Linked DNA regions of Mus musculus: region 1 is linked to region 2. Evidence: chromatin loops called from intact Hi-C (ENCODE). Cell type or tissue: left cerebral cortex. All regions are shown on one strand. Links, peaks and the distances in the headings refer to the core of each region. The heading gives the core; the rest is flanking DNA.

Evidence for each region. Hi-C counts contacts between places; a loop is a spot of excess contacts. Peaks named below come from ENCODE experiments on the same cell type or tissue, not always from the same donor. Only the 100,000 strongest peaks of a DNase experiment are listed, where the experiment ranks them.
Region 1: it touches region 2 in a loop (3-fold over the local background); 7 of 42 quality-filtered maps call a loop at or near these places.

Annotation. Positions count from the first base shown.
Region 1 is chr8:107,878,380-107,894,009 of GRCm38, reverse strand. No RefSeq gene overlaps it. Among named protein-coding and RNA genes, the nearest start is that of Gm39242, 52 kb to the right of the region's middle. In left cerebral cortex, for the core only: no CTCF peak of the experiment used is centred there; a DNase peak (open chromatin) is centred at 7,913.
Region 2 is chr8:108,093,449-108,109,078 of GRCm38, reverse strand. No RefSeq gene overlaps it. Among named protein-coding and RNA genes, the nearest start is that of Gm34675, 210 kb to the left of the region's middle. In left cerebral cortex, for the core only: a CTCF peak has its summit at 7,771 (motif pointing right); DNase peaks (open chromatin) are centred at 6,852 and 7,769; H3K4me3 peaks cover 600 bases; H3K27ac peaks cover 391 bases.

The DNA of each region.
Region 1 (15,630 bases), core at 2,977-10,976, 220 kb after region 2:
TTCTCCCCATCCTCACGGACCTTAAACAAGGGCAATTACAGGATGCACATTAAAAGACAGCCACTATACTCTTGGCTTGTTCAACATGAAGGAAATGTTCCCGTAGTTAGATGAGTGGAGCTGCCAAAACAGAAGCCTCAGGGTTTGCAATGCTGAGTCTGGTATTATCTTGATTAAAAGATCCTGGGGCCAAAGGCTACCTCTGTGGATATCAGATCCAACTGCTTACTCATATCTTCTGCTCAGGGGGATCAAAACACTGAAACAGAGCTCCAAATTGGTAAAACCACTGAGTCTGTTTGTTGGTATTGGTAACATATATGTATGTGTGTGTATATACACACACACACACACACACACACACACATATGTGTGTGTGTGTATATATATATGTGTATATATATTGACATATATATACTGATATATATATACATGTGTATATATATATATATATATATATATATCAGTAGCCATGGTGAGTGCTTTTTAAGTCACTGCATAAGTAAAAAGAGCATGTCTTTTTCCTCAAAAAAATCAATTATATTAACATTGTGTTACCTATAGTCATAACTGGTACCATATGTAATGAATGAAATATAAATCTGGAAACAACTTAAAATTAGAAGACTGAAGAAAAATACCCTTCAAAAAAATAAAGAACGTTCTTCCAGATGTGTTGATAAACGCCTATAATCTTATCACCTGGGAAGCAGAGGCAGGAGGCTTGCTCCAAGTTTGGAGTCAGCCTGGGCTATACAATGAGCTCCAAGCCAGACTAGGCTGTATAGTATGACTCTGATAGCATGGAGAAGAAAAAAGGATGGGAGGGGGAAAAGAGAGAGGTGGGGGAGGGGAAGGAAAAAAGAAGGAAAGAGGAAGGGTCCCTTTGGGTTTGCACATCAAAAGAAAAATTTGTGTTGCAAAGTTTTTTGGGTTTTGTTTGTTTGGTTGGTTTGGTTTTGGTTTGTTTGGTTTTTTTGGATTTTGTTTGTTTGTTTTGGTTGGTTGGTTGGTTGGTTGGTTTTGGTTTTTGGGTTTTTTGAGACAGGGTTACTCTGTGTAGCCGTGCCTATCCTGGATCTCTCTGTATGTAGACCAGGCTGGCCTTGTACTTAGAGATCTACCTGCCTCTGCATCCCTAGTGCTAGGATGAAAGCCATGTGCCACCACTGCCCAGCCACAAATTTTAAACTTTGATGTGAGTCTGCTGAACTATTTCATAGCCCCCCCCCTCACTCAAGTCAGTCAAGGAAAGGCAGGAGAGGTGGGGCTTGCTGGGTCCCAGGTTACACTCGGCAGGTGGGTTTAAACTCAATGGTAGTGGTTCTTACAGCACTGTGACCATCTGAATTCCTGCCCAACAGGCCTCTGTACCAACGTGCCTCACATCACACGACACGCAAAAAATTACTGAACTAATAACAGTGTACCTATGGCATCCAAACTAACAGGCGCTTTTTTTTAAAAAAATCACTTTGGAGGGTAAATGGCAGCCATTAGGTTCCTTAGAAACAGAGACCTCTCTTGCTTTCCTGTGGTGTCTGAAAATATTTATTCCCCAGGCTGGGTGCTGTTCAACTTTTTTTTTTTTTTCATTTTCCTTGGAAAGAACCCATTATACAGTGAAGTATTTCTCTTTCTCTTCAAGCTGGCCTCCTAAGAAATAAAGAAAACATCTAGAACACTCTGAAATGACGGCAGAGTACATTCTGAGCATGGGGGGAGCCGATTCGAAGAACATTAATCTGACCCCCAAAGAGAGAAACACTTGGAATCAATTTTCTTTCGATTAATGCAATAAATGCTGTCTGCACTCCGTGTGCCCGAGGAGAAGCGCTCGGAGATGAAGGAGGTCTCCCCATCCTTCCCTACACAACCAGTGGTTGCCCAAATTGAATATGCATGAAGAGTTCATGTGAGCCCTCTTAAATCCAAGAACCAGGCCCTGCCTGTGTAATAAATCTCACCAGTACTCTGCTATTAGACAGGGGATTAAAACTAATCTAGCAATCCCCCAACCAAGCGCCGAGTGGATTAAAATGGAAAACGCAAGGGAGTCGGAAGATGCTTAATGCTAAATAACAAACATTTCAATCAGAGAAATCATTTTTTATCTTCTTGTTTATGCTAAGTAGATACTATTAGACTTAATATCTGTATTAACCCAAGTGGAGGAAAGAAACAGGATGAAAAAAAAAAAAACAAGTATTTAGATGCTTTTGTGTAACAGCCCAAAATAATAATCATAGTAAAGACAAAGGAAAACACATGGAATGTGTGGATCTTTAGCTAGACGGTTTGCTCCTAGTGGGCCCACTCTAGCGATGGTCGCCTTCTTAATTGTCCTTTAAGCCGGAGAGGAGTGCCCACTTTAAGAGTTGCATCATTCAAGACAAAAGAATTTCCCACCTAAGCATGCACAAGACCTACATCGGGTCCTCTGCGTGTACAATATGGTTTCCAGCTCGCTGTGCTTTTGTGGGATTCCTGAGTGTGGGAATGCACAGGTTTCTCCTTCTTGTGCCTTTTCCAGGGTTCTTTTCCTTCTGTCTGTTTGTTCTGTCCAATTCCAATGTGTTGGTTGGCTGTCCTTTTTATCTTATTTTATTTTATTATCAAAGAAAGTCCAGCCTAGTCCGAAGCAGACTCGCCATGGATACTCCTCATGGAAGCTGCATCTTTCTTTGTTTTTGCTTTTGTTTGACTTGGCCAAAATTGCCACAGCTCCCAACAGAAAGGCTCCACTCGGTTTGAAATCAGACAATGTCCCTCATGAGGCCCAAGCCTCCTAAAGGCTGGAGCTGGTTGCCACTGTAGGATAGTGAGCATGGGCAGGCTCTCTTCAGCACCGCCTATAATGAGCCATCTACACATCTGGCATCTCCTGGCAGCTGGGGAACACATTAGACTCCAAGCTGCAGGCTGGACCCCTGCTGTGGTGCGCACAACACTGGAAAGAATCCATAGGTTTATCTGAAATACTGTTGTACCTTTCAACTCCGTCATCTTCTTCAATTTTCTACTTCTGGGTCCTGTTAAGCTGTTTCTTAGACATCTGCGTTTCAACTTGAAACCTTCCCTGGAATCTGCCCGGCCCCTCCGTCCTCTATAAAACAAAGCAACCTCCAAGTTCCTCCTCCTGGGTCTTTCTGAGTGATGACTCCCCAGTCCTGTCCAGACTTCCTTACGAAAATCAATTGTTCCAAATAGTTGTCACGTTAAAATGGAGCACGGTCCTGGGACACTTACCTCATCCCCAGTGTCCCAGGAACTATTCCATCTAAACCCAGTACCAAACATGGAATGCTTGGCCCAGACACAGAACTCTCAACCAGCTTTCAGGCCTTAACTACAGCTGTTCACTCCATTTCCGCTGGGCCAGGGTTTATTTGTTCAGAAAGCTTTACACATTCCCCAGTAGCTGGAGGAGCTAAGAGTTATAACAAGGAGACACGAGGCAGCCACCAAGTCTCTCACTTCTAGCATCTTCATGCGCAAGTTTCTTCCGTGAAACTGATACGCCATCTCATGTTTGTTACAACAGAAACAGCCTGGTGAGAGAACCTGTTCCATGCCTATCTCAACAGAGTAAGCTCCCTAGCAGTTGGTATTTTAGACGGCCATCAGTGACTAATAGGTCATTCTGGGGGATGGTGAGGTACTAGGAATGTCTCCAAGCATGGCTTAGTCAAAATGAGGTGGCATGCTTATGTAAAGTTATTCTAAAGTTTCTCAGGCTTGGTAGAATCCTGGTCTCATCAGTGAAAGTCACCAACAGCTTGACTCAAGTCCCTTTGCATCTCTACAAGAAGACAACTTTGGGGCAAACAGCTAATTTTCTATAGAAGTTCCCAAATAATTGGTCAGGGCACACAAAGGATCACAGAGCTAAATCTGACATGTAGGCAATCTCGATCCCTAAGCTCAATGACTCTACATGCCTGTGGTATTCAAATGTCTTTTATGAAATAGTTACAATAACACTTGCTACATGTGTTGAGGCTTATGGGGCATGCACATGTGTGGAAAAGCCAGAGGTCAACCTTGGATGCTTTCCAGTTTGTTTATTGAGGTAAGGTCTCTCTTTGAACTGAGGTGCAGTGTACAGGCAAGGCTGGCTAGCTGGAGATCTCACCAGTATTGTGAGAAAAATCCATTGTGCCTGGCTTTTTCTTTCTTTCTTCTTTTTTCTTTTTTTCTTTTCTTTTTTCTTTCTTTTTTTTTTTTTTTTTCGAGACAGGGTTTCTCTGTGTAGCCCTGGATGTCCTGGAACTCACTTTGTAGACCAGGCTGGCCTCGAACTCAGAAATCCACCTGCCTCTGCCTCCCAAGTGCTGGGATTAAAGGCATGTGCCACCACTCCTGGCATGCCTGGCTTTTACTAACGTAAGTTCTTAGTTCTTAGTGACTGCACTCAGGGCCTCATATGTGTGGGGAAAATACTTTGCCAACTGAGCCATCCCCCCAAGTCCAGTAGAAAGAAAAGAAAGGAAAAGAAAAGAAAAGAAAAGAAAAGAAAAGAAAAGAAAAGAAAAGAAAAGGGAAAGGAAAAGGGAGCCTTGTGCACGTTAGGCAAGTATTCCAGCACATGTCCCCAGCCCTGGGATACTTTGGATTGGCAAAATATTTAAATGTAATGAAAACTGCCAGGGACTTTGTGGACTAAGAGATTGTCACTTTACTACCTTGGATTTAAAACTCAAAAGCACCACCACCACAGAATGTAGTTTCTCACACGCTGTCTGTGTGTCTGTCTGTCTGATGCAACCCAGGAGAAGCAGCTGACTCTGGGAGAGGGGTGTAAATACCAACAGAAAACAGATGGAGCCTGGGATGGTCCACTCCATGCCTAACAGCCAGCTACTGGGTCCGGCATCTGCTTCCTCTTCCATCCTAGCTTCCAAAGCCAGCCATTGGCTCACAGGTCTGCCGGTACCCTGACTTCCCTAAGCTTAGAGGATGCCTCTGGCTCCCATTGGCCAGTTGTGAATTTCACATGCACCCACTGTCACTGACCCCCACCTAAATAGACACAGAAAATAAATATTCACTAGAAACTCAAATGCCTGTTTCTCACCTCTACATGTGAATGCACATGTGTGTGTATCTGTGTTCATATATGTGTGTGTTTTGTGTATACGTGTGTTTTATGTATGTGTGTATATGCATGCATGTGTGTGTGTGTATGTATGTATGCATATGGTCTTCTAACGCTGTCTATAACAAGTTGTCTTTAATCATCTAGAAGACATGCTACAGTTTACTTTCAGCATCCTCTGAAAAGCTGATGAAGTTTCCTCTCCATTCCTTTTAGACATGGCCATTCTCTCTGGAGAAAGAAGTTTCCAAATGTTATTGGGCTCAAAGGACAGGAGTGTGGCCATTTTAGATCTGTGTGTGGGCATCCACTATCCGACTCATTCCTAGTGAGGAGAGTTGGTGCCTGTTGGCTCTTTAGACCCCATTCCATTTGCAGACACCAACAAGTTGGAAGATTCAAAACTCGGAAGAAAGAATGTGAGATCGGCTTCTTGCCCCTCAATTATTGCTGATGACCTATTGGGTGTTTCAAACCTTCGGCAATGCCAATTTCTACCAGCTGAGGAGATGGCTCAGTCAGGGACATGCTTGCCCTACAAGCACGACGACTTGAGTTTGATCCCCAGCACCTATATAAAAAAAAGCCAGGTATGGTTGCCTGCTTGCAACCCCAGCAATAGTGAGGTAGACAAAGACAGATCCCTAGAGTACACCTGTCAGCCAGCAGAGCCTAAGATTTGAACCCCTGACCAGTGAGAATTTCTATCACACATGCACATACACGCACACGGATGCACACACATGAGCACATACACCATGTGTATGCATGTATGTGATCATTTCTGCCACCAGACATGCAAGTGAAAGTCTAATATTAAATAATACACATGTCTCCCACGCCAAAACTGGCATTTTAGTGTCTCCGGGACTGATGTGAAACAGCCTCACTCTCCCTCTCTCCCTCTGGCGTTCTCTCTCTCTCTCTCTCTCTCTCTCTCTCTCTCTCTCTCTCCCTCTCTCTCTCTCATCTGTCTGACATGGTTCCTCATCAGTGGTGTTCAGAATTCATCTTAGGTGACACAGAACTGGAAATGACCACAAACCCCTCAGAACGGGGTCTTCTCCTGCAGTGAGGAGCCTGTACTGAAGACATGCAAGCAGACCACCTGCCCTTTTCTTTCAAATGCCCCCCCTCAAAAAAAAAATTGTGCCACAGTTCAGCTTTGATCCTGTGCCCCAGTGTTTTACCCCTCTTACCGGCAGGAGAGAATTGTCCTCTTATGTGGATGTCTAACCTAAATCCTTCATGCTGCAATTTACATCTGTTCCCTTTGTTCAAAATGACTGCGTTTCTTCTCCCACCTGCTCCCCATTAGACGACTATTACATACTTTGGGGAAATCATCTGGAGAAGAGAAAGACATAAACTCCTGCAGCTGAGGGCAGCAGCTTTTTTCCACACAGATGTGTGTGAGTCGCTGTAGGTTGGTGAGAGGTTTGTGAGCAGCAGCACGCGGACGAGGCTGTTTGGGGGCCAGCTCCCCTCAGATAACAACAGGAAATAGAGAACAGAAGTATAGTTAGAAACAATAACACTGGACCGGCAACATGCACACACCACTCGTGTACACACACGCACTCACTCACATACGCCCGCGCACCACACGGGGGGGGGGGCGGGGGGGGAACTTTAGTGGGATAAAATGAGAATAAGCTGGGAGTCCCCTTCTGTGATAAACACTACTGAAATCTAGACGCTTCAGAGACGGTCTCCAGTTTTTATTATCTGAGAACGACTAGTAAAAGCTATGAGCAAGCCTAACTAGCTGTTTCCACTGAACAGCAAAGCTGCCCGCCCGTCTGATTGCTCTGGCGTCTAAACCACCAGTATGTGTTCCCTACCCGAATAAGCGTTTTGTCATCAATCCGGTATCTTGGCTTGTGTGCTGGGCCATAATGCAAGAAGCATGTTCTAGTATGTGTTTCACACATTCCCTATGTACTTAGATGTTCTGCTTTGAAAACAGTCAAACTTCCAAGAATGGGTCGCAGATCACCAGTACTGCACTAGCACAACGGAGCACGTTAGAAATATCCATTCCCAGGGCCGGAGTAGGCAGGATGTGGGATGATGGCTCAGTCAGTAAGATGCTGGCTACATACAGGTAGAGGGACCTGAGTTGGATCCTCAGCATCCGTGGGAAAATGTAGTGTTGTAATCCTGGTGCTGCCAAGGCAAAGACAGGAAGATCCGAGGGGTAAGCCCCGCCCAATGGGTAAGCCTCACCCAATGGGTAAGCTCCGAGTTCAGGAAGAGACTGGGGGGAAGAAATTGGGAACCAATACCAGCCTCTGACTCACACATACCGGAGCACGCACAGGAGCACAAACACACATACACACTCACAAAAGAAATGCATGTTCCCAGATGATTCCCCTTTAGACAATTGATTTGACCTGTGTCTTTTCAACAGTATATTTTAAGTCTAGGAACACTGGTCACCTTCCCTTACCTCTATTACCTCATCTCGAAAATGGGCATAAACTACCCCCATGCTTCTTGTTTTGATATCTGCCTCCGGAAGAAAGGCAGCTACGTGAGCACTGCGCTGGGGAGTCCTGTACCGTGGGGTAGGCAGTGACTGCGCATGCTCCAGAAGAAGAGCTGGGATTCCTTGCTAGAGAATACATCTGTCCCCCATCCAAACTTCACTCAGTGCGTGGCAGGAGAACAGCCTAGACATTCCACCAGCTGCTGTTGGAGGAAAGGAGGGGAGACTCATCCTGCTGGAACCAGCTTCCCCTCCTCTCTGTCTTGGCTGTCAAAAGCAAACACAAACACTCTGGGGTTAAGTCAGCCCAGCTGGAGGGCCAGCCCCGTGCCCAGCCATCTGCACAGCAACTTGCAGACCAGTAGTTCCCTCTGTAAGACAAAAGGCAAAGAGAGGGAACCAGAGAAGGGCCACAGTCTGACTCCAGGGGGTTTTGCTCTCTCCTTCCTTTTGACCTTGTGTCATCCCTGCCCTCTAAGGGGACCAGAACGAAAGAGACAGATGAGGGATTCATGCAACAGAATGTTCTGGAGACCATCAAGCAAGACCCTCACCAGATACTTGAGGAACTAGATAGAACGTTCACTTGGCACCTCTACCTACCCAGGGCCATGAAAGGGTCTGAGTGAGTTCCCTCACCCACAGCGCGGAGCCCCTCCTGGTTTGAATCAACGCTAGACAGTCCTGTCAGAGATTAAAGGAAACAAAGCCAGACTGAGTCCCGATGGCTGTTCTCTGACATCTAAACTATGCGTAAGAGGGGAGCATGGGAGCCCTCTGCCAATTATCCCAATGACAATGTTAAAATGTAAGGTTGGTCCCACTCACTTGAGAACCACTAGTGGGCCACTTTCTTCCACTGGTGAGTGATGAGGGCCAGGAAACCCTAACATGAAAGAGGATTGGGAAAGACCCGTGGAGCCTGATGTATACGCATGTGAATGCAGCACCCTGGTCACATGGCCATCTCCTGCCAGGTAGCTTGGCTCAAGCCCGAGAGAGAGCATGCTTACCACACAAGTTCCTAACCCTCTGTGACCCCTCTCAGCCTGACTCCACCTGGTGTAATCCTTTGATCTTCTTCCGTCGTCGTCCCTACCTCATCCTAGCCAATCTGATTTCAAACTTTAAAAGGTGACAACTTTGAGGGGACAGATTACAGCGATGGACTCCAGCCAACTGAAGCACAGAGCCAAACACCCTCACGCAGGATCAACCCGCAACTCCAAAGGGAAGGAGCTATTTCCAGAACATTTGTTTAATTGATGAATAAAAACGGGTTCTATTTAGTGCTGTTTTGAACGTTGTATTCGTTGTAGAGTAGCCTAATTGAGCTCATTAACACGCATTGTCTCATATAGTTAGTTTTAGGGTGAGAACACATAAAAATCTCTCTTAGCAGGTTTCAAAATATATCACTTTTATTATGAACTATGATTCCCTTCTTGAACAGTAGATCTGAACTCATTTTTCTATCTAATTGAAATCTTGCTTTGGCCAATATCTCCCCAATACCCTGCAAACACTGTCCTATTTTAAGAATTTCTTTCTTCCTTCCTTTCTTCTCCTCTCCCCCTCCTTCTAGATTTTACATAGGAATAAGATCACATGTTATTTAGTTTTCTGTGCCTGACTGATTTCCCATGGCTGAATATGCTCCAGATTCAACTATTATGTCCCAGATTACACGACTTCCTTCTTTTTTAGGGGTATATAATATTCCACTGTATATCACCGCAGCATCCGTGATAGACAGGCAGGTGGATTCTGGGCCTCAGCTCTTGGGGACAAGGTTGAATGAGCGTGGAATAGCAGATGACACTTGGATGTACCCATTTCACTTCCTCTGGATGTAAGCCATCAACCATGTCTGGTCAAGCAGTAGCAGTTCCATTTTCAATTTTTCAAGGACCCTCCACACTGGTTTCCTCCATGACTGAATGCACTTCACCTCCTACCAACAGCTCCCAGATAACAATTCTTTGTTTTCTTTCCATCTCTGGGGTTCTTTCTCTGTAAAAACAAAACAGAAATCAGCATTCAGAGAGAGAGGGAGAGAGAGGGAGAGACAGAGAGACAGAGAGACAGAGAGACAGAGAGACAGAGAGACAGACAGACAGACAGACAGAGAGAGAGAGAGAGAGAGAGAGACCATCTAAATCACTTTTCCAGATGAGGCAGGAGGACATGCTACATACGGCAGATGTTCTAGTGGGCAGTGCCAGTCATCTCCCCATCACCCCACCCCACCTCCTTCTCCTCACTTCCATACCCGCAAACACGGCCGGCTATGTTTCTGTTTCGTAGGACAAGCTACATAAACACACATAAATACGGTTAGATTTGAAACATAAGATCTGTAACAGCCTCTGACACCGAGAACACACTTGATAAATAATGAAGCAGTGTCTTCCTCCAAGATGGTGGGAATTTACCATCGGGAAGGGAGGCAGAGCCCCCTCTACCCTGACACACACAGAGTTCAAGACACCACGAAAAGAATACCACCCAGGGTCTCCATCCATTTGTCTCATGTGCCGGCTCAACCCAACCCACCTTCATCTTCCTCTGAACTAAGACAAAGGGGTCTAATGTGTTCCGGGCAGTGTCACAAAGCACATCAGGAGTGAATGGGGTTTATAAGATTAGATACTTTCTCTCCAGGCAGTGGGTCAAATCAGAACCTTCGCTCAGCCAGCCCAGTGCATAATCTCCTTTGATCACTTTCAATCAGACTAAGTGTCTGCAATCTGTACAATGGCCACTAATTTAGTGGAAACAAATAATTTGGAGAGCCTGATTATCAAAAGATGAGACAGAACGCAAGGTCCAGACTGGATAAGCATGCTGGAAGTTTGCTCTTGCCTCATTTTTTTTTCAAAGCTGCCATGACCCATACAGCATTACTGCATTAGGGACTTAGAGTTGGTCTGCTAAGCTTAAAAATAAAAAGAAGAAAGAAAGAAAAGAAAAAAATGGATATTGGATATTGTCACACACACACACCCTCATGAGTTCCTCATTTAAATAAGGAACAGGGTACAATGCATCAGTTAAATCGCAAGCCTTTGTCACTGACACACGCAGCCATCCACTGCCTGGACAACTTAACATGAAAGGGTTTCATTGTGTGAAAACCAGAGCCTCTTTATATATATATATAAGATAATGTATAAAATTCTAGTTATACAACTGGCCGGCATCACAAAGCTCTGTGGGTCCTGGAAGCCTCTCTCTCTCCCCCACCATGGATAATAAGGCATGGGGTTTTGCTTGCTTTGATTAATTTCAGAATATTGCACTGAACCTGCATAATCCCTAAGACAGCAGAGTAGAGGAGAAAAAGTGATGGGCAATGATAAAAAAAAAAAATGAAATGATCAGGCAAAGGCTGTGTTCTATCCGTGCTGTACAACACACAGGTATGCACATGTGCACACACACATGCGCACACACATATACACATACACACATATATGCATACATACACATGCACACATAAACATATATACACACACACATGCATGCGCTAGAGCGTGCACACATACACACACACACACACACACCATCACCACCACCATTACAAAACTGATTTCAGCAAGTACTAACCACAATAATGGTCAACATACAAAATGGTCTTTGACTCTAGGACTTAAATGATATGCACGAGGCTGCAGCAAGCTTAAACAAAACCTCTGAGGTGTCGCCAGGGCTGTGATCAGATATATAACATCACTGGGAAATGCACACCGCCTTTTTTTTTCCTCAAATCACAGCAGCCATTATTTATACAAGTACTGAATATGGAAAAGGCTCTGACAACTTTACAGTGGTGTTTGGATGGATGAAGATGCGGGATGATGGATGAGGGAGACAGAGGATTCCCTTATTAAAGCATCAAATTCGCCTCTAAATATCAAACAGACATCTTAGCCCCAAACGCGTACTGCTTCCTACTCAAAATCATATAGACCGAACACATGAACGGCCTTTCTTTGATAGAAAAAAAAGGCAGGGTGTTCGCCTAATGAGTAGTGTTAATTTTGGACTAGGCCATTAAGTACCTTTTTTTTCTGCATAATGTGAACTCAGAGTCCATGCCTATCAAACAAGAATAAACGTGACAATTTGCAAATATAAATGAATGTTGGCAGAAACGGGACAGATCCCCACCCTGCCATTCTGTTCTAAAATTTTAGTAAATAATTTCAGCAGATAGCATCTTCCAGCTATATTTTTGGTGTCTTTCTTGACAGGAAAGCTGCTATGAAGGGATGAAAACTCACCATTTACTCTGTGATTTTTTTTTTTCTTTAATACTGTGCTCGGATTAAAAATATAGACTCATACATACAATGTTGGTAGCACTGCAGCGCCCACTAGTGGACATTCTGGAACCACGGAGGCTCCTGTCTCCAGCGTACATTCAACAAACCAAGTGTGTTCATCGTAAAAGTGTAAAATCAAAAACGAACAAAAGAACATAAGATAAAATGAGCCTGATTTACGAAGTGTGGCAACTTGATTCTTATTGTTTCCATATGATGATGAGGCTGGTACTTTTTTCCACAAACCTCAACTCTACCTTGGCTCTTCCTGTAAGATTAACAGTAGGCAGAGAAACATGGGCCTGATATTCATGAAGTGTCTGTGTCTAAGGAATCTTGCCTAAGAGTTCAACTAGAACACGAGAGGGTCCGGAAGCAAACAAACAACAAAACCAAATGCCTGTTTGTAAAAGAAGCCAGTTCTACCCTAGTCACTGCATGGGCTAGATCTCGCCTATCTCTGCCTCCCAAAGCAATGACACCACTGGGAAGTGGTCTTTTGGTATCAGCATGGTCTAACATGTAACCCAAGAGTAATGTGATTATAACTTACCAGGAAACAATATTTACATGTTGCTAGTGTTTCCGGTTCCTTTCCTTACAATGAAAAACAAGTTTCCTTTGGTCTTTTAATGTTTCTAAGTACAGTGATGATTAAAGCCCATATCTCTCTCTCTCTCTCTCTCTCTCTCTCTCTCTCTCTCTCTCTCTCTCTCACACACACACACACACACACACACACACACACACACAGAGAGAGAGAGAGAGAGAGAGAGAGAGAGACAAAGACAGAGACAGAGACAGAGACAGAGAAATATTTTTCACACATAAGCCTAGAGATTTTTCTTTAGTTTCATGTCTAAGAATTTGTATATTTTTAAGGAGCTTATTTTAGAAAAAAAATGCTAACACATTTCTAAAACTTCATTCACAAAGCTGTAAAGGAACAAAGCATTCTTAATTCGTGTTAACGAAGACATCTTATTTAGCAGGTGTGTGTTGAAAGGAAACAACGCAAGCCAGGAAATCAAGACTAAACTAGTTTTAAAATCCAGAGGGTTTGCCCAATGCAAATTAGGAGTTGTGTTTTAACACCTGAGAACTAGTGATATCATATCAGCCAATTGTGGAGGTCTGAGTCTTTGCTTTCTCTGAGAAAGAAAGAAAGAAAGAAAGAAAGAAAGAAAGAGAGAGAGAGAGGGAGGGAGGGAGGGAGGGAGGGAGGGAGGGAGGGAGGAAGGAAGGAAGGAAGGAAGGAAGGAAGGAAGGAAGGAAGGAAGAAAAAAAGAAAGAAAGAAAGAAAGAAAGAAAGAAAGAAAGAAAGAAAGAAAGAAAGAAAGAGAGAAAGAGAGAGAGGGAGGGAGGGAGGGAGGGAGGGAGGGAGGGAGGGAGGGAGGAAGGAAGGAAGGAAGGAAGGAAGGAAGGAAGGAAGGAAGGAAGGAAGAAAGAAAAGCTTCCTGAGCAGGTGGAAGTGAGGACTCTTTGGATACCAGTGAGCCTGACTGGTGACCCTGACCAGAGAGTTGCTTCCAGGCTCTTTCCTGAAATATGCCACTGTCCCTAACTCTGAAGCCATCAGAAGCCCAAACCTGGGCACCTCCTCTTTGTTGTGTCTTGACACAGACACATCCTTCTTGATTCACAGTTGAGCAGTCGAACCTTTGTATGGGTTGTTTTGGAAAGAAAGAAGGTTAGTAAAAAGAAGGAGGAGGAGGAGGACGATGTTGGTGGTGGCGGCAGCGGCAAAGGAACTGGGAAGCAGTTTCTGCCATGACAGCATTGCCCACATCTCTGAACCCATTCCCAACATTGGTTTGAGCTCCTCAAAGACACAAACAGGCAGTAAATGAGCGAAGGCAAGAGGTAACTACCTAGAGCCTGGACTGCAGGTCAGATGGCAGAGCCCCTCCTTATCCTGTGGGAAGCCCTGGGTGGGATCAGCAGCGTTGCCTAAAAGCAGGTGTGGCAGCCAGCTCTGTGATCCCAGCACCAAGGAGATGGAGTCAGAAGGACCTGGAGTTCAAGGTAAACTCTGGCTACATAATGAGTTCCAGGCTACCTAGGATACTCACGACTGTGGATGGGGTGAGGGGGGAGAGAGGGGGGGAGAGAGAGAGAGGGAGAGAGAGAGAGTCCTAGATCCATGAAGATGCCCAGCTGGGTGGGTTTCATCGACTATGGCCCCATGTTGAATTTTCTAGGTTCAAATCCCACCTGTACTGCTTACTAAAATTGGGAAAGCTGCTTAACCTGCTCCTATTTGCCTCATTTATTAAGAAAGGGATCTCATGTGGTTGTAAAAAAATCAAATGTTGCCCTGGCACCAAGCAGCAAATAGCAAAGAAAGAAAGAAAGAAAGAAAGAAAGAAAGAAAGAAAGAAAGAAAGAAAGAAAGAAAGAAAGAAAGAGGGAGGGAGGGAGGGAGGGAGGGAAGGAGAGAGAGAGAAGAGAGAAAGAGAGGAAGAAAAAGAAAGAAAAGAGGCTGGGGGCCAGTTCAGTGAATAAAGTGTTTGTACGCAAGACAGAGTCCAGATCGCCAGAAGCTATGAGAACTGTACACAGGAGTGACTGCATCCTGACCCAAGACTCAGAAGGCAGAGACAAAGGATTCCTGGGCAAGCGAGATAGCTGGGTGAGCCAGAACTGGCGGGGTGGACCCCACCTCAGCAAAACAAAATGGAAAGGGAGTGAGGGGACATCTAGTGTCAACTCAGGCCAGCAAGCGCACACCCATTGCAGTGTTCACAAGGACAAAAAAGTAGCCAGCCCACGCATGGAACACAAGCAAAGCAATGGAAAAAATATATTTCTTTCTGATACATTTTGAAACAGGGCCCACTCATGGAAACACATACACACACCACACACACAAACAAAATAGGATTCAAAATTAAAATGCTTTGACCTTAAAAACAAAACTTACTTCTCTCTTTTCTCCATATCGTGAGCGTGAAGCTGTTTCCCTCCTGTACAATTAGAGATGTTTTGGAGATACCAAAAGAATTATTTTCCCCATTTTTCTACCCACGGAGGACTCCATGGTTTAGCCATCTTCTGTTTTGAAGCCCTCTGTCAAGATTTTATTGTGTTGAGAGCTGGCGGGATGGCTCCGGAGGTGAAAGCACTGGACAGCAGACCCGAAGACCTGAATCTGAGCCCCAGGACCCCACGTGGTGGCCAGGTAAAAGCCTGACACATCTGGAGAGACAGCTCAGCAGTTAAGAGCACTGGTTGTTCATCCAGAGGACCTAGGTTCAATTCCCAGCAGCCACATGGCAGCACACAAGCAAGCATCTGTAACTCCAAGATGTGACACCCTCACACGGACATACACGCAGGCAAAACACCAACACCCATAAGATGAAAATAAACACACTTAAAAGCCTGGCACAACTCCACGACTCTGAAACCTCAGCATAGCATCGAGGAGTGGCAATCCCAGGAACTCTCTGGCCATGCAGGCCAGTCTACATGGTGGGCTCTCTGCTCAGTGGGGAGAACCTGCCTCTCACTGTGGAACCAGCAAGACAGCTTCAGCAGGTTCCTGCACACGAGCCTAAGGACCTGAGTTTGACCCCCAGTATCCATGGAGGGAAGAGAGAACTAGCTCCCAAAAGCTGTCCTCTGACCTCCACAAGCAGCCTGCAGCACATGCACACGCAGTCACAATCATAAAATAGTTTGTTTTATTTTAAGTGGACGGTATTAGT
Region 2 (15,630 bases), core at 2,934-10,933:
TTTCTGATCTGGGGCCCGGGTGATAAAATGGCATTCCAAGGGCAGAGGAAGTGTTCTAACAGGTGGATGCTGCATGTGTACCCTGAAGCTGTGGTGTAGAGGTGAGAGGGACCAGAGAGCTCCCCTAGAAATGCTATGCAAGGCCTGCTGTGTTTCCTGACAATCGAATCCACTCTGACTTGCAGTAAGGAGCATCGCTGCTTCTTAACCAGAAAGACTGAGTTTTTCACTAGCATTCTGCTCCTCTCTGATTACTGGGATCTGAGTCCGCATTCGCTGAATCCGGCCTCATGCATTAAGACTGCATGCCGCCTAAATAACCCTATCCTTGATAACCCTACCCTTGGCCCCAGCTCCACTCCGAAAACCATTACACCTTCTGTCTTTCTATTGACGGAACTATTACTCTCCTGCCCAGCTTGCTCATCTCTTGCTGTCTGGAACTGTTATGGCACCTGCTGTCCTCTACCCCCAGCCTGGAGAAAGTTCTGTAGACTGCCTGCCAAATCTCATTCATGGCGTGATGCTCTGGACCAGCAGTTTTCAACCTTCTGAATGCTGTGACCCTTTAATACCGTTCCTCATGTTGTGGTGACCCACCACCGCAACCGTAAGATTATTTCATTGCTACTTCATTCATAACTATAATTTTGCTACTGTTATGAATCATAACATAAACATCTGATATGCAGGATATCTGCATCTGGGCTAACCCACATAACACATAACTCATCCATGTACTACAGAACAGAGCTGGTCCCAAAGGAATATTTGAGGACTCCAGAGGATGAGCTCAACCTCTCTCTGCTCTGACACCCTCCCTACCAGTCCCCTTCACTACCTGGATGACGTAATACATGAAACTATATGCGATTCCCTAACAATGTCTTATTTGAATTCCTCTGCACTTTTTCACGAAGTAACTTCTCCATGTCTCCATCCTCAGAAAGCAATCACAGTCCACCCTGTCAATGCACCTGTTTCTCACTGGAAACCCAGATCCTTCCCATTCCACATGGTAATGGCTTGCTCTCTCTCTCTCTCTCTCTCTCTCTCTCTCTCTGGTTCATGGTGCTTCTGCCAACTGGTGCTTGAGTTTCTCCCTGTTTTCTTCTGCATTACTCTAACTCTCCTCCCCCAGGTGCCTGTCAGTGAAGTGTTGGACTTCAGTGCCTGCTGAATTAATGTGTAGCCCATATCGATCCAAATAAGACAATCCAGATTGGAAGTCCAAAACCTATTTGTGTTTCAGAACATGGTGGTTGAATTAGTCGGAGATAGAAAAACAAAAAACAAAAATCAAAAACACAAACAAACAAACAAACAAACAAAAACAGAACTTAATTCAACTCATCTGAATAGTCAGTTGATTAAAAACAAAAACAAAAACAAAAATGCTATCTGTCTATCTTTCTTCATAGTTGAGTTTCCCCCCTTGGGACTGAAGCTAACAACACACCAGTCAGAGTAACACCTGTGTGTGTGGAGCCAACTAAGTATGCCACCCTGTGCTCTGTCAGGATAGAAGCAGACATACTGAGGAAATGGACTTTCAGGTGCTCGGTAGCCAAGTCCCAAGGTCAATCAACAAACGGATGCCTTAAAAATGCTGTCAAAATACATAGCTTTCCCCACTGCTTTGACGAAATACTTGAGACAAATAATCTAGGGCTCTGTTCTGGCTCATGGTTTCAGAGGGCTCTGCCCAATACAACAACAAGCATTTTGATGAACCACTGTTATGTTAGAAAGGAACTGCAAAAGGAGATACAGGAATGTAGGCCTCCACTGGCTTTCCCCCCTTTTCTATTTTCTATCCTATGGATAGGTGTGTGGCCAGGGAGCCTCTCAAAAGAGCCACATTACAGGTGGGAATCCCCTCCTCAGTTGGTCCTGCCTGGAAATGCTCTTATAGACACACCCCGGCAGTGTGCCTTACCATCTCTGAGGCAACTCTAAATTCAGTCAAGTGGATACAGATGACTTACTGAGCTATGGCGTGACAAAGAGCAACCTGTAGTGACGTATAGACACCCACAGTGGTGACCTCTACAGGAAGTGCAAGAACTGATAAAGCAAAACTGCATGCCTTTATCATGTCATGCTGGCAAAAGAAAAAGCATGCCAGTAGCGAGAAATACCAAATTTGGAACAATATTAATTCTTGGGTCAGGTAAGGAAAGGGAAGAGGACAAGGCATGAAATCAAGGAGAAGCCCACATAGAAGGCTGCCTAACTTTCCCCCAGGACTGGGTATGGGACCTTTGGTCCTGTTCACGTTGTGAGCATGCTCTGTCACAATGAATATCCCTACTCCTGTCTGCATTATATTGAAACAGGATATCACTAAGTTGACCAAACTGGCCTTGAACTTGCAATCCTCCTGCCTCACCCTCTTGAATGGCCTAAATTATAGGGCCATTCAAGCCTCATATTTGGGTGGTAAAGTCTAAAACAAACGTGAAAAAAAGTTTAGATTTGACAAATTTTGGTAGCTAAAGTAGATATTAATCTCTATGCTTTTTTGTATAGAAGAAATGTTTTTGACTGGGGAGGGGCATGTATGACTATATCGCAGAGATTTCCACGTGGGTGTGCTTAAGAACTTTGACCTAACAAAGAGAGCCAAGTAGCACTGGGCGAAATGAGAAAAGGCAGGATTACTGCCTGGACCTTTAAACTCTCCCATTTATCAATACATTTTTTGATTTTGTAATTTTACCAAGTTGATCAAAATCACCCATTTTTGGGTCGACGATTCAGTATCTGCCCTCGCTAAAATCACTCATGATCTCAATTGAGAATATGAAGCTGCTTTAAAACAATAAAAACTCAATGAGCTGAAAGGCTGATCATAACAAACGCCAAGTGATGGCTGGCACAAAGCATATGCTATTAAAGGGGACCTATTACTCCTGCAGTAATCTCTGAGATCAAGGAGGGCGTGTGTCCTCAGACTCCCCATGGGAAACAAGCTCTCCGGGAATAGCCTTCCTCCTCTCTCCCAAGTAGTGAAGACACTAACCAGCACTGCCTTCGGTCCTTTCAATAAATGAGCACCCATAATCACTGCCGTCATCATGTTCTTTCTAGAATTAAAACAGGTTGTACGCCTGAGAATCAAAAGCGCATTTCATAAAGGCACCCACCTTTCTGTCTGCCTTTCCCCAACGTGGGACTCTCATTGTAGAGAAACCTCGCCCCATCCCAGGGAAAGGAATACTACACAGAGGGATGGAGAAGACGCACAATCGCACAATCGGTTTCACAGAGATCTCCCTAGTTTATTCCGAGAGGTCATGACCCTTCTTTTCTCCAATCAGGTTTCCCCATTACCATCTCCTCCATCTGACTTAGCATAATAACTCAGTTTTCCCTGGGTCTCCGAGTCTTCATTTCTGAACGCTGTCATTTCACATACAACTTTGATTAAATACACTGCCAAGGCTTTTTTTTTTTTCCCTTTGTTCGTCTGGCCATTGTTATTGGGGTGGCAGCTGTGAGCTGGGATGGACAAGAGAAGGGATGAGGTTTTTTTTTTCCTTCCTGTGACATCAAGGATTTAGCACACATTAATAATTAGTAATAATAGTAATAATAACAATAACAACAAAATACCAATAATCACAATGTGTCAAATGGGAACAAGAACAGGATCCTTTAAGAATTTAAGGACTTAAAAAAAGACACCATTTCTTTTTTTCCTTCTCATTTCTCAACTTTACCTAACACCTATGAAAAGCTAATTCTCATCCCCAAATCTACCTTCTTCCCTGCTTATTTTTCACCCACAGCTCTAACAGTTATAAAAATCAAAATCTCATCACTCCCCATTACCTAGCTCACAGGTGAGGAAAAGGTTACAAACGCTTCAAGATTCACCCCACCCCCTCCCAAATAAAGTGACACTAAGCCGCAGAGCAGGTGACCTTAGAGGGACAGGGAAAGAGGTCCCTTGTTTTGCCTCCCTTCTCTGACAGAACTGGCTTTGCAGTGAGAGGCAGGCCTATGCCTGCCTCCCACTGCCTCCTGCCACAGGCTCAGGGTCTGCTCTGTCCTGTTGAGTAACTGGGTATCAAACAAGCGTAATTGACAGCTCCCCCCACCCCTGCCTCCCTCTCAGAACAGCAGTTCCCCAGGAGCCGCCTTGTACAACCTCAAACACTTTATTACTGGTCAATTTGGGTTTCCTGCCCACTTTAAGTGGCCGTGCTGAGGGTCTCCAACTCTCTCTAGCCCTCACTGATCAATATTAACAGTCACTTCTCTGCTACTCAGCAAGGCCAGGGACTGGCTGTAAATTACCACATTGCCGGCTCATTCTACTGAGAGAAATGTCGTCATTCAAAAGTTAGGGCTAATTGTGAACAGTGTCTCTTTTCCCGCTTCTCAGGACCGCCGTCAGAGATGGAATCAGAAGAGAATGCAAGGCTTGTCCACTTAGGGTTTGTTTAACCTTAGCTGACTCCGCCCATCCCCACAGACGCCTTCTCTGCCTGGTTATTTCTCTACTTCAGTCCAAACATTTCTAGTTCCCCAACACACAGAGACTAACCTCCAGAAAAGTCAGAAAAACTGTCATCCAGTAAGGATGCTAAAAACATGGGTTTATAGTCAATGAGTTATAGGTATGTAAAAATGAAACAATGGGGGTAGGGGTCAGGATTCCATTTTAACCAATTATTGGCTACAGTTTCCTTAGTAATCTTTGTTTATGAGGTAAAAGTCTAACAAGAAGCTAACGATGAGGGTTGTTTATAAGCAAATAAGCACACAGAGGCTCTCTGAATGTAAATCTTTGAACCTGGCAGGGGGAAGAAAGAAAGAAAGAAAGAAAGAAAGAAAGAAAGAAAGAAAGAAGGAAGGAAGGAAGGAAGGAAGGAAGGAAGGAAGGAAGGAAGGAAGGAAGGAAGGAAGGAAGGAAGGAAGGAAAGAAAGAAAGAAAGAAAGAAAGAGATCTGCTCCTGCAGGCAGCTGACTCTGCCTGTGGAAAGGGAAAAGAAAATAAAAAGAAAGCAAGACAGCCACCAAGAGCGGACCTTCTGCAGTGAGGGTGACGAAACACTACTGAGGGGTCCTCCTGGAACAAGGCTGAGTGGAGAGACAGCCTAGACACCCATGCTGTGGCTCTCCATGTGGAAGAAAGACCAAAGTGCGTGCACGGTGGAGGGAGAGAGGGAGGCGAAATAACGGGGCTGATGGACAGGAACAATAATTATTTTCAGACCCAAGAGGGCCTTTCTCCTGCAAAGATGGATTAAGTGTGTCACCACGTCGGCTGGCTTGTTTTTCTGTTGCTGCGGTGTGCGCGGCCACAGGAAGCTCCCCCAAAAGAGCTGGTGCTGAGGCTGAAGTGAGAGCTAATGACACCTGTGTGTGCACGGGCTCTAGAGCAACTCAGGACTGCATCCTCCAGGAAGCCCTGGTCTCACACACATCCCGGGGAGAGACTGATTGACAGACACCTGTCAACCACTCAAAACCATCAAGATCTTAAAACGGAAGTTCTGCTGTCTCTCTCTCCATCCGTAGGCTCTGCTGTTGGAGGTGGAAAGGCAGAAGTGTGGTGAGGCCTGGTCTTGAGGCCTACAGATTCCCTGGGAGGTGCCCTGGGCATCCTTTTCTTCCTTCATCTGTGAGGCTAAGCTTAGGTGTCACTCGTGGTATGGCTTTTAAACAACAGTTCTTGGGTGCCCCCACTGATTATCAACCCCTAGGACCATGCTCAGTTTCCAGGCAACCCTCAACGCCTCTCTACTTCCTCGGGAAGCAAAGGCCAACTTCCCGTGGGCCTTTTCCTTAGAAGGTCATCAGTAAATATTCTGAACCCAAATCCAGGCCACTGAAGACTCTGGTCCACCCTTTGCCTTCTGCCCAAGTTGTACCGGAAAATCACCTCCACAGTGGCTTTCTTTGTGTCTTCACATACATTATGAGCCCTCTGTGACTTAATCTGGGGAACCTGCCTATGTCTCATTAACTACTTTGTGCCCACTAGAGGCTTCTTTGAGTGAGGAAATCCTGTGGTCAGAATAGAAGGGGTGGCTGGTTACTCGTGGACAGTTGTCCCGATTTAAGGGTCTGTCCCTGCTCTAGAAACATTCTCCTTATGGAAGAGAAACAGAGCAAGCCACAGCTTAGAATCAGGGTACATACTCTTCCTTCTTAGCTTTATCTCACCCTGGGATTTTTTTTTTCTCCTTTGTTCCACCCTAGAATGGCAAGATGAGCTATCTGGGACTCTTCCAGACCATCCTATAAAACACAGCTCAGTTCATAGCCCTGTTCTGGGCAGCAGGGCACCACCAGTAGCCGTCAGGGCTGTTTCTATTGCGTATGGTACTGCCTAGGGTTATTCCCCACCAACAGGGGCTCATCAGATGTTCAGATCCCCCGGGCTGTACTTATCTGCAAGGACTGGCCCACCAGCCTGGTGACAGGCTAATCTCCAGGCTCAGGGCCCCGAATGAGAATTAGACACCAGCCGCCCCATGCTCTCTTTTGTTTAGAAGAGAGAGAGAGAGAGAGAGAGAGAGAGAGAGAGAGAGAGAGAGAGAGAGAAATAAAATCCTCGATCATTTAGTACAAGTCATTTTACATGCTGGGATAATGAAGTATAAAAATGCCTTCAAAGAACTGATTTCCTACTTTTAAGTCACTGCCAGCCACACTCTTTGTGAGGCCTCTCTGGAACATGCATTTCCGTCCCACTCAAACAAAAGAGCTACGAATTCATTAAACTCTTTAATTATGCCTTCTTATTTTTTCTCTGTTAGCAAGTGCTACCAGCACAAAGTAAATAAAGCCACCGTGGTCTCTCCCCTCTGCAGACACTAACTGTTTTTATTCTTTATTCCGTTTACGATATAAAGGGGCTATTTTTCCCCTCCCTTCTCCTATTCTTGGCCAGTTTCCTAGGACGAGCCCTGCAAAGAGAAGTGCCTAACTATGTATGCAGAGTCTGAAGCCAGTAAAGGAGCGTTGGGCATTGCAAGCACATACCCTAGCCAGCTTTCAAAGTACCCGCAGCCCACAGCAGCCAAACAGGACTTTACAGCCAGGCGCGGAAAAGATATTAGCTTTTTTTTTTTTTTTATACTCTAGTAAATTTGCTTTTTACATCTATTTCTTTTCAGAAGGGCTTGTTATTGAGCTGACTGTCCACAAATTCCATTGATCTCAGGCTGTGACTCAATCCATATGCTCGCGCTTTGACACCGGCACAGCAAGCGAGCCGTACAAATCCTGTTCAGGCTACAAACTTATTGATTTTATAGATTTCCCCCAAAGTTGTGATAATGATATATCATTGTTAAATTTGGTAGAACAAACTGCTTTCCCAATCTGTCAATGCGAGCATGAAAACCAATTCACAGCCTTGTTTAGAAGGCTTTCGCATCCAAGAATAAGTACAGCTAGAGGAAGCAGATCACCGATACCCAGCGACTGGCACCAGCGTGATGTATGATACCTTCCTTGCTGCCCTTTTCTGACCCACAGCACACTGGGCTGCCAGACTTGTACTCACTGGCTACAATTATCCGCAGCGATTCCTCCCCGGGATGTGCAGTATTAATTATTAACTACCGGGAGCAAGCTGCTTGGGTGACCCACATCGGTAGGTTTTAAAAGACAATTTTGGTAATTTTAATATGGGATGCGGATGCACTTGGATAGATTAGCATCCTGGAATTATTGACTCTAGTGGGTCAATTTCTTTATCCCTCTGCCTTTGCTTTCTCACGCTCCGTCTTTAAGAAGGATGGCGGCTGCATCCAGCAGGGGGCAGACATCAGTCATTTCCCTTGGAAAGGACTCATCTTCCCATCCTGCCAAAGCCTGGGTTAGAAGACTCCACCTCCCTCAACCGTATCATCTCCTTTCCTATCAGAGGATGGCTATACCTTGGAGTCTGAGTGGCTTGGTAGGATTGCTTGGACCTTGTTTACCCCAAGGTATTTCTAAATGCACACCCTCTAATATCACAACCTTCCCAACCACCCTCCAAAACACCAGGTCTTCCCATTCACCTTCCAACTTCTCTCTAGTTCTTTAATTCATCAAAGTATCTATTTAAGTCATCTCTACATGCATACTAACATCTCTTCCTCTACTTCCTGATTGCCCAGAACGTATTTTCAACCAGGACTGTGTGATCACCTTGGGTCAGAAGGAAGGGCAATGTACTGACTGTAGATGCCGTCTGAAGTCTGTTCCCATCTCTTCTATAACTTGACTGTCTAGTCTTTCTTCCTTCCCGTGCGTTATCACCCAACTTTGGCTGCCTTTTAGTCCCTCATTCAGAAGTGCACGCCGATCCTCACAATGGCTAACCTTTTACTCTGTTAATTAGAAGAATTTATCAAAACAAATGAAGACCTAGCAAGAAAGCTCATTTCTTCAGATAAAAATCTAGATCTTGATGAGAATCTTGTATTGCCTTGTTTTTCTTTGCTTGCTCCATTTTGTTTCGTTTAAAGAGGTCTTGTGTAGCTCAGGCTAGCTCAGACTCATTCTATGGCCGAGGATGTAAATCATTGTCCTTCTGTAATCTACCTTCTCAGTGCTGGGACTAGAGGTATATTCCGCCACACCCAGCTTCCATTGCCCATGAAAGGAATTTTCTGTCTTCTCTCTATCTCTGTCGGGCATGCCTGAAGTCGAAGCCCTTCCTCCTTTGAGAATACCATGCCAACCCTTAATCTCCCTGCTGGATCCAAGCAGGACGCCACGAGAAATGTGGCATTATCGCGCCATAGTACTTAGCTGAAATTTCAAACACTCGCCTCCTCATAACTACTTATCTCTCCCTCTAACAACCTAACAGCTGAATTCCAACATGGGCTAATACCAATGTTTCTTTTATAACTCCATGCCTGGACAGCGACTTTAATAAGTGGCTTCCAAATCCAGAATGTGGCCACAGTCAGACCCAGCCATTCCACTCAGTATACCCAGGGCTAACCTGGCTTCTTTTCATTAACACTTCTCCATGCCATGTGCCTATGCTGACAATTTTCACACAACTTTTTTTTTTTTTTTTTTACAGCCCGTGGGGGAGCCACAGTAGTCATCATTGTCCATATCACAAATAGGGACATGGAGGCAGGGATTTATTATGGGTCACAGCACAGCTGGTCTTTAAACCCCAGGTCTTCTGATCTCTATACTCAATAACTTTAGCAATGTTTATATGCTGTGTTGTATATCTCATCTGTTAAAACAGTCCCTGTTTATGAGGGAAGCTTGTGACACTTAGAAGTTCCCTCCTCAAGGTCATATGATCTCTGTACAAACTGCTGGGGAAGAGGAGACTTCTACAGAACCAGGCATCTCCAGGGATGCAGAAACTGAGTTACCCAGGATGCTGTGCGTTAAGCCGTCACATGCAGCCTTGCAAGTAGCGTCTCTTATCTGACCTCCTTGCTCTACCTGGATCAAAGAGACCTTCGCTCACCATCTCCCAGGAACAGTCACATAGACTCAGTGCCCTCTATATCTTATTTATCCAACAATCTGCATAAAGCCCTTGTATTCAATGTGTTCCCTTCCCCTAACCTGACACCTGGATTGAAGATGACGTTCACAGTATTACTTATCTGTGTCTATCAACGTGTGTGTCATGGCGGTAATTGGTTTTGAGGCTTTGCTTACTAGGAGAAAAATAGAGCAGCCGTCTGTAAGACACATCACTGAAGGAGAGCCTCCAACTTCCCTGTAACGTGGCTATTGGGAGGGGTAGGGGTGAGAGACTAGGGAAGGTACAGAATCTAAAGATATTGTTGAGATTTGGAACCTAAAGACCAGCAATCTACAAGATGGTTTACAGACATAGATCTAGTACAAAATTCCCATAGCGCTTACAGGAGTATTCAGAAATGCGCAAGTGCACCTAGTCTCTCTCCAGGAAATCAACAGTTAAATAACCTGGCTATTGGCCTTAACCCATCCATTGCAACTTCCAAAGGCTTTACTGGGGTGTCTAGACTCAGGTGTTCCCTCCTCCAAGGGACAGATAGAAACATATGCCTGTCTGAGAAAAGGAAGCAGACAATTAAAATTTTATGACAAAAAAGTCCCCCACCCCGAATTCTTACTCTGACCACATACACACATGCTGGCAAAGATAACTGCCCTCCTGTTCATAATTGCACTGGTCCGAGTGTGCAGAGCCTTCCCACAGAATGATGGCTTCCCCTGTCTCCTGCATTTGTTCGTCTCCTTTGGGAGGAGCAATTTACAGAAAGCATTATTGATTTTTGCCATAATAGGTACAGAGATGCCTCACCGTCCTCACTCAGCCGGCTCGCTCTCCGCATCACAACTGTCAGGCCAGTTTGTGAAGCTCCGTCATTATTTTTTTTTTTCAAGGAAATCCATCACAAGATTGGGGGGGGGAATGCAAGGAAAGCGATGAAAATAAAATTATTTTCACCTTGCCGTACGGAAGAATGTCCACGTCCTTCGCTGGAAATAGGTGCAGGCATCACAGAATCGCAGGATGATGGGAGGAAAGGGGACTTTTGTAGACTTCCAAGAAAAATTAACAAGAGACAGGGGTGGGTAGGGGGAGGTTGAGGAGAGAAAAAGCTGGTAGCGGCCTATTAGAAATATTCCTAATGCAGCTACTCTTGGACTAGGTCAGTCCTTCCTCCCTGGGGAGTGAAGCTCCTACAGACACTGTCCTTACTGAAGAATAATGAGAAATTGAATTGTGTGTGTATTTGTATGTGTGTGTGCATCTATACATAGGTACTCAGGTGTGTCTGTGCATATGTGTGTGTGTGCATGTATGGGTTGTGTGTATGCATGTGTATATGTGTGTGAGAGTGTCTGTATGTGTGTGTGTGTGTGCATGCATACATATGTATGCATGTGTGTCTGTGAATGTGTGTGTGCATGTGTGGCTTGTGTATATTCACATGTATTTGTATATGCATGTATGGCTTGTATGCATGCCTCTGTGTGTGTGTGTGTGTGTGTGTGTGTGTGTGTGTGTGTGTTATTTTCATTTTTGTACCCCAAGGAATCTGTCCTGAAATTCTTTTGTTCACAGACCACCCACCCTTGAGAGGCCACCAAACCCTTCTGCACTTCATTCTTTTCTGCCGGAAGTTTCTTGTGGTTCCCTGCCCCAGCCCACTCTCTCCTCTGTGATCACCGGAGGCTGTACCACTTAGAAACCTATCTGACTGAGCACACAAAACCCTCGCCTCAAATATTCCTAACATAAAAAGGAGTCTCTTTAAAAAAAAAATCATGTGGAAAAATAGCGGCAGCGGGAACCGCACTAAACGCATTGTAGAGCCTTCAGCAAGCCTTTTGGTATTCACCTCTTGTTCACGTTGGCACCACTGGTCACTGGCACGTTTTCCTTACAGGTTGCGGGGCTTCTGGGAAAGGTGAGAGCTTATCATCCATCATCCATGGTTCAGGACTTTCCTTTTGCCCCAATTCCTAATCAGAGCCAGATTTGAGGCTCGGAAGATTTAATCCAAGCACTGGCTCTGGGTCCCATTCCCAGTTGCTCAGTTCATTAACCATGAAAAGTAATAGCCGCTTAGGGTTTTTCGGAGACACTGCTGTGCACAGACCACAGGGAAGGGTGCCGTTACCCTGTACTATGAAGACAGCCTGCCAGCCTCTGGCATCAGCAGTTCAAAGCCATTAAGACAGAGGATGACAAGTGCCTTGTTTAGGTCTACGGAGGTAATTCAGTAAAATAGGAGCATGAGGATCTGAATTCAATCCCTAAGAACCTATGTTTAAAACAAACAAAAACAAAAACAAAAACAAAAGCAAACACTAGCTCTGAGGAGGAAGAGGAGATAGCAGATTCCCAGGGCTACTACCAGCCAGCCTAGCCTATACTGCAAGCCTAGGCCCATCTGAGACACTGCCTCAAAAAACAAGTAGATGGTAGCTGAGAACTGCAGCTGCCTACAGCTGAGGTTATCCTGTAGCTTCCACATGCATGTGCGCATGTGCACATGCAAACACACACACACATACACACACACACACACACACATACACACACATACTGGACCAGTTTGCTTATAGGAAAAGGCAAGGACTTGGTGATGTTTTCTCTCCAGATTTTTTTTTAAAGATCTTTGTTTTTATTTCTGTGTGTACTATGCACACATTGGGGGGGGGGGGTCTTCCACATGTGTGCAAGTGACTGCAGGAGCCAGAAGAAGGTGTCAGAATTCCTGGAGCTAGAGTTAAAAGCAGTTGTGAGCCACCTGTTATGGGTCGTGGGCACCAAACACAGGTCCTCTGCAAGGACACTAACCACTGTAATCTCTGAACCATCTCTCCAGCCTTGGGTGTTTTCTTGATGGGACATTTATTATAATATAAACACAACTCTTAATGTCTCATGTTTTCCCTCCCTTCACCCAGCTTCTCTACTACTGAACTTCAAGAAATCTGTTATTGGGAATAACACAATTATCACTCCAACTCCTTCTCTATTCCTACTGGGTAAAAACATTTCCAAGTAGATAGGGTGTTGTGATATCGGGGTCCTGTTGAACTAGGCAGGCCTGTAAGAGCTCAGGCATTGCTCTTCTGCAGCCAGGTCATGAAGGAAATGGTGTGGAAAGAGCAAAAGCCATCCCCTCTTCACTAGATCCTACAGAAAGCATGCATGTTAAGTGAGGACAAGGGTAGGATTGGTTATGGGAAACCTGCACTTGTCACTGTGGGCGATTCTGTGCAATTCTCCACAATACGCTTGCCTGCAGCTCTTGGGATGGCAATGTGCACTGGATTTGAAAATGTTTATCAAATAACACATGGAAGGATCATGGTCATTCTGCATGAGTATGTGGTCTGAGCCATCCTATAGAAGCTGGGGAGAGCCACGCCACCCAGAGGAAGGTTAACTGGATTAACTGGGAGGAAGAGAGGAAAGCTAGAGGGAGGGAGGGAGACTGACTGACTAATTGCAGATTCATATATATACATATATACATATATATATATTGCCAAATTTTCAAAAGTAAGGTGTGCAAACCCCTTAGTTCAGGCTGCTGCTTCCTCTCACATTGGCTCTGTCAAATTCTCTGCTTCTCCCACAGCCAGACATCCTTGAATGGTCACCGGTGGTGGATTATATGAGTCTCATAGGCATAGCCAGGAAAGCATAGATATTGCTAGCCAACTCAATAAAAAAAAAATCCTCTCCCAGACATACCCCTGGATCCCTAAATGACAGTGCTATAAACACAGTCTCACAGTGATACCAGAAATGATGGATAATAACTTGGTGAGATCTTGTGTGAGCCAAATGTTACTGCATTAAGGATGCTACAGAGATTCTTTCATGTAATTCTTATGACAATGTGTTTGCTGTTTCTCTCAGCATTGTCTCCTCAGGGTTATCTATAGCAGTGCCTAGGACAGGAAGCCATGTAATAAATGCCTGTGCAATTGATGAGCAAACCAAAGAGTATCAAATAATAGTACTAAGGTAACATTCACAAATATATATACATATATACATATATATATATTAGTCTGTTATATATATATATACATATATATATATATAAAACAGACTAATAAATACCAATAATCAATGAAGCATAAATAAGAATTGACAGATGGCATTTTCTGCCTCACACCTCCACAGCTTCTTTTTTCAGTGTGAAGGATTGAACCCAGGCACTCACATAGGCTAGGCAAGTGCTCTGCCGACTGAGCTACATCTCCAACCCTGTTTCACACCACATGACAACTTCTAGTATAGAGAGAGTTATAGACATGGGCATTGTGAGCAAAGACAGTAAAAGCTTTCCTGAGGAACCCTATGCCCATGTTTGTCCACACTCTGGAGAATACTCATACCCCTTTCCATGAGCTGACCCTTGACCCTAAAGGACTACATACAGAGACATGTACATGAGATCATTTTTTATCACAATACCTGTTGAAAGGCGGGGAAATACTATATAGAATCTAAATGTCCATATCTGTGGATAACTATTAAATTCTGACATAAAATTTGGCCCACCCACCTGATAGAATGTCACGTGACACGTTTAAATCAAGCAGCATTTAAAGACACTGGAAGATACATGATAATTTTGAGTTAAATAAACCAGGCTGTAGGTTGTGGTCTCCGCTCTGTGTGACCCTGATGTCTGTATTGCATATCTGCATTGAGAAACTCTAAAAGGGGTCACCTTGATAGGAGATGTGGTTTCTTTCCTCTGATACCCTATTAGTCTTCCAGACACTTTAGGCTGAGCCATATTTACTAATATACTGAAAACATAGGAAAGCATATAGAACGTCTAAGGTAAGAGGTTCATTTTATTCTGACCAAAGAACAGATCTGTAGTCTTTCCAAGTGAATAACCCTTGTGTTCTTTTTGGGAAAACAAGTCCTGGCTTCATTCTCAGCCAGTACAGTAACAGCCTGGGAGCCACATATAATCCACAGATCCACGGTGTTTGGCCAGATGCTTTTTGTCAAATTTAAATTTCAATGGATCTGGGCAGAGTCTCCTCATCCCAGTCCACAATGGCCCTCACTCCTCCATATTTTTTTAACCTAGTCCTTCCCAGGCTCTGCATCAGCTCTCGGCTTCCCAGTTCTTTCATCTGCTTGACGGCCATTTGTGTGTGCTAGTGAGCTAGATTCTTACTCTGTGCGAAACAGAATTTCTGACTGGAATGCACAGGCCTCAGAATGGAACTTCAGCCCTCTGAATACTAAAGTATTAGTATTTCCACTATCTAACTGGTTGAGCAAACACAATACAGATCCAATAATTGAAATCAACAGATACTGAGCATTGAGTTCTGAGTCCCTGGATAACCATGGAACAGTGGCTTTAGGACCCCCTTGTGATATCAGCACATAGGAAGCTCAAGGTCCCTCTGGAAATGCCACAGCATTTCCATAAATCATACACACAGCACCATAGAAGCTTTAAAACACTATTGTAAAATCGTGAGATTATAATGGGTTAGCTTGATGGTTAGAGTTAACCATTGCTATTACTATACCATTAGCACATATGGGTTAACTCTATGGTCTAGCTATAAGCCAGTGTCTACAGCATCTCACCCGGTCCTTTCCTTGCTATAATCATTCTCTCAAGCTCAATGGAGCCTCTACTAAGAAGCCAATTAATTAAAATTGTATTTAAAATGTTAAGCATTCATTTATTTTTAATGATGCGTATTGGGGTGGGGGTGAGGCATATATACCTAAGTGCAGGTACCCACGGCAGCCAGAGGAACTCATGTGATTTCTTGAAGCTGGTGCTATGGAGAGCAGTGAGTTGACTGAGGTGGGTGCTGGGAAGCAAACTCCTCTACAAAAACACTCTCACTCTCACCCACTGAGCGATATCTTCAAGTCCCGGTTGCAATTGTAAACAAGCCTAGAGCAACATCAAGAAGAACGGCAGAGGGTGGGGATACATGATCCTTCCTGTATGGATGCACCATCTTCCTTATAATTTTTTTTCTAGCTGTTGATTGCACAAAGAAACTGTGGCACAGAACTAAATTACTAAAGTGGAAAGAAATGTATCTTCAACATAATATAGAATATATGGAGCCGGTTTATCTGATATTAAGGCTGCCTGGATATAGGCAGTATCCAGA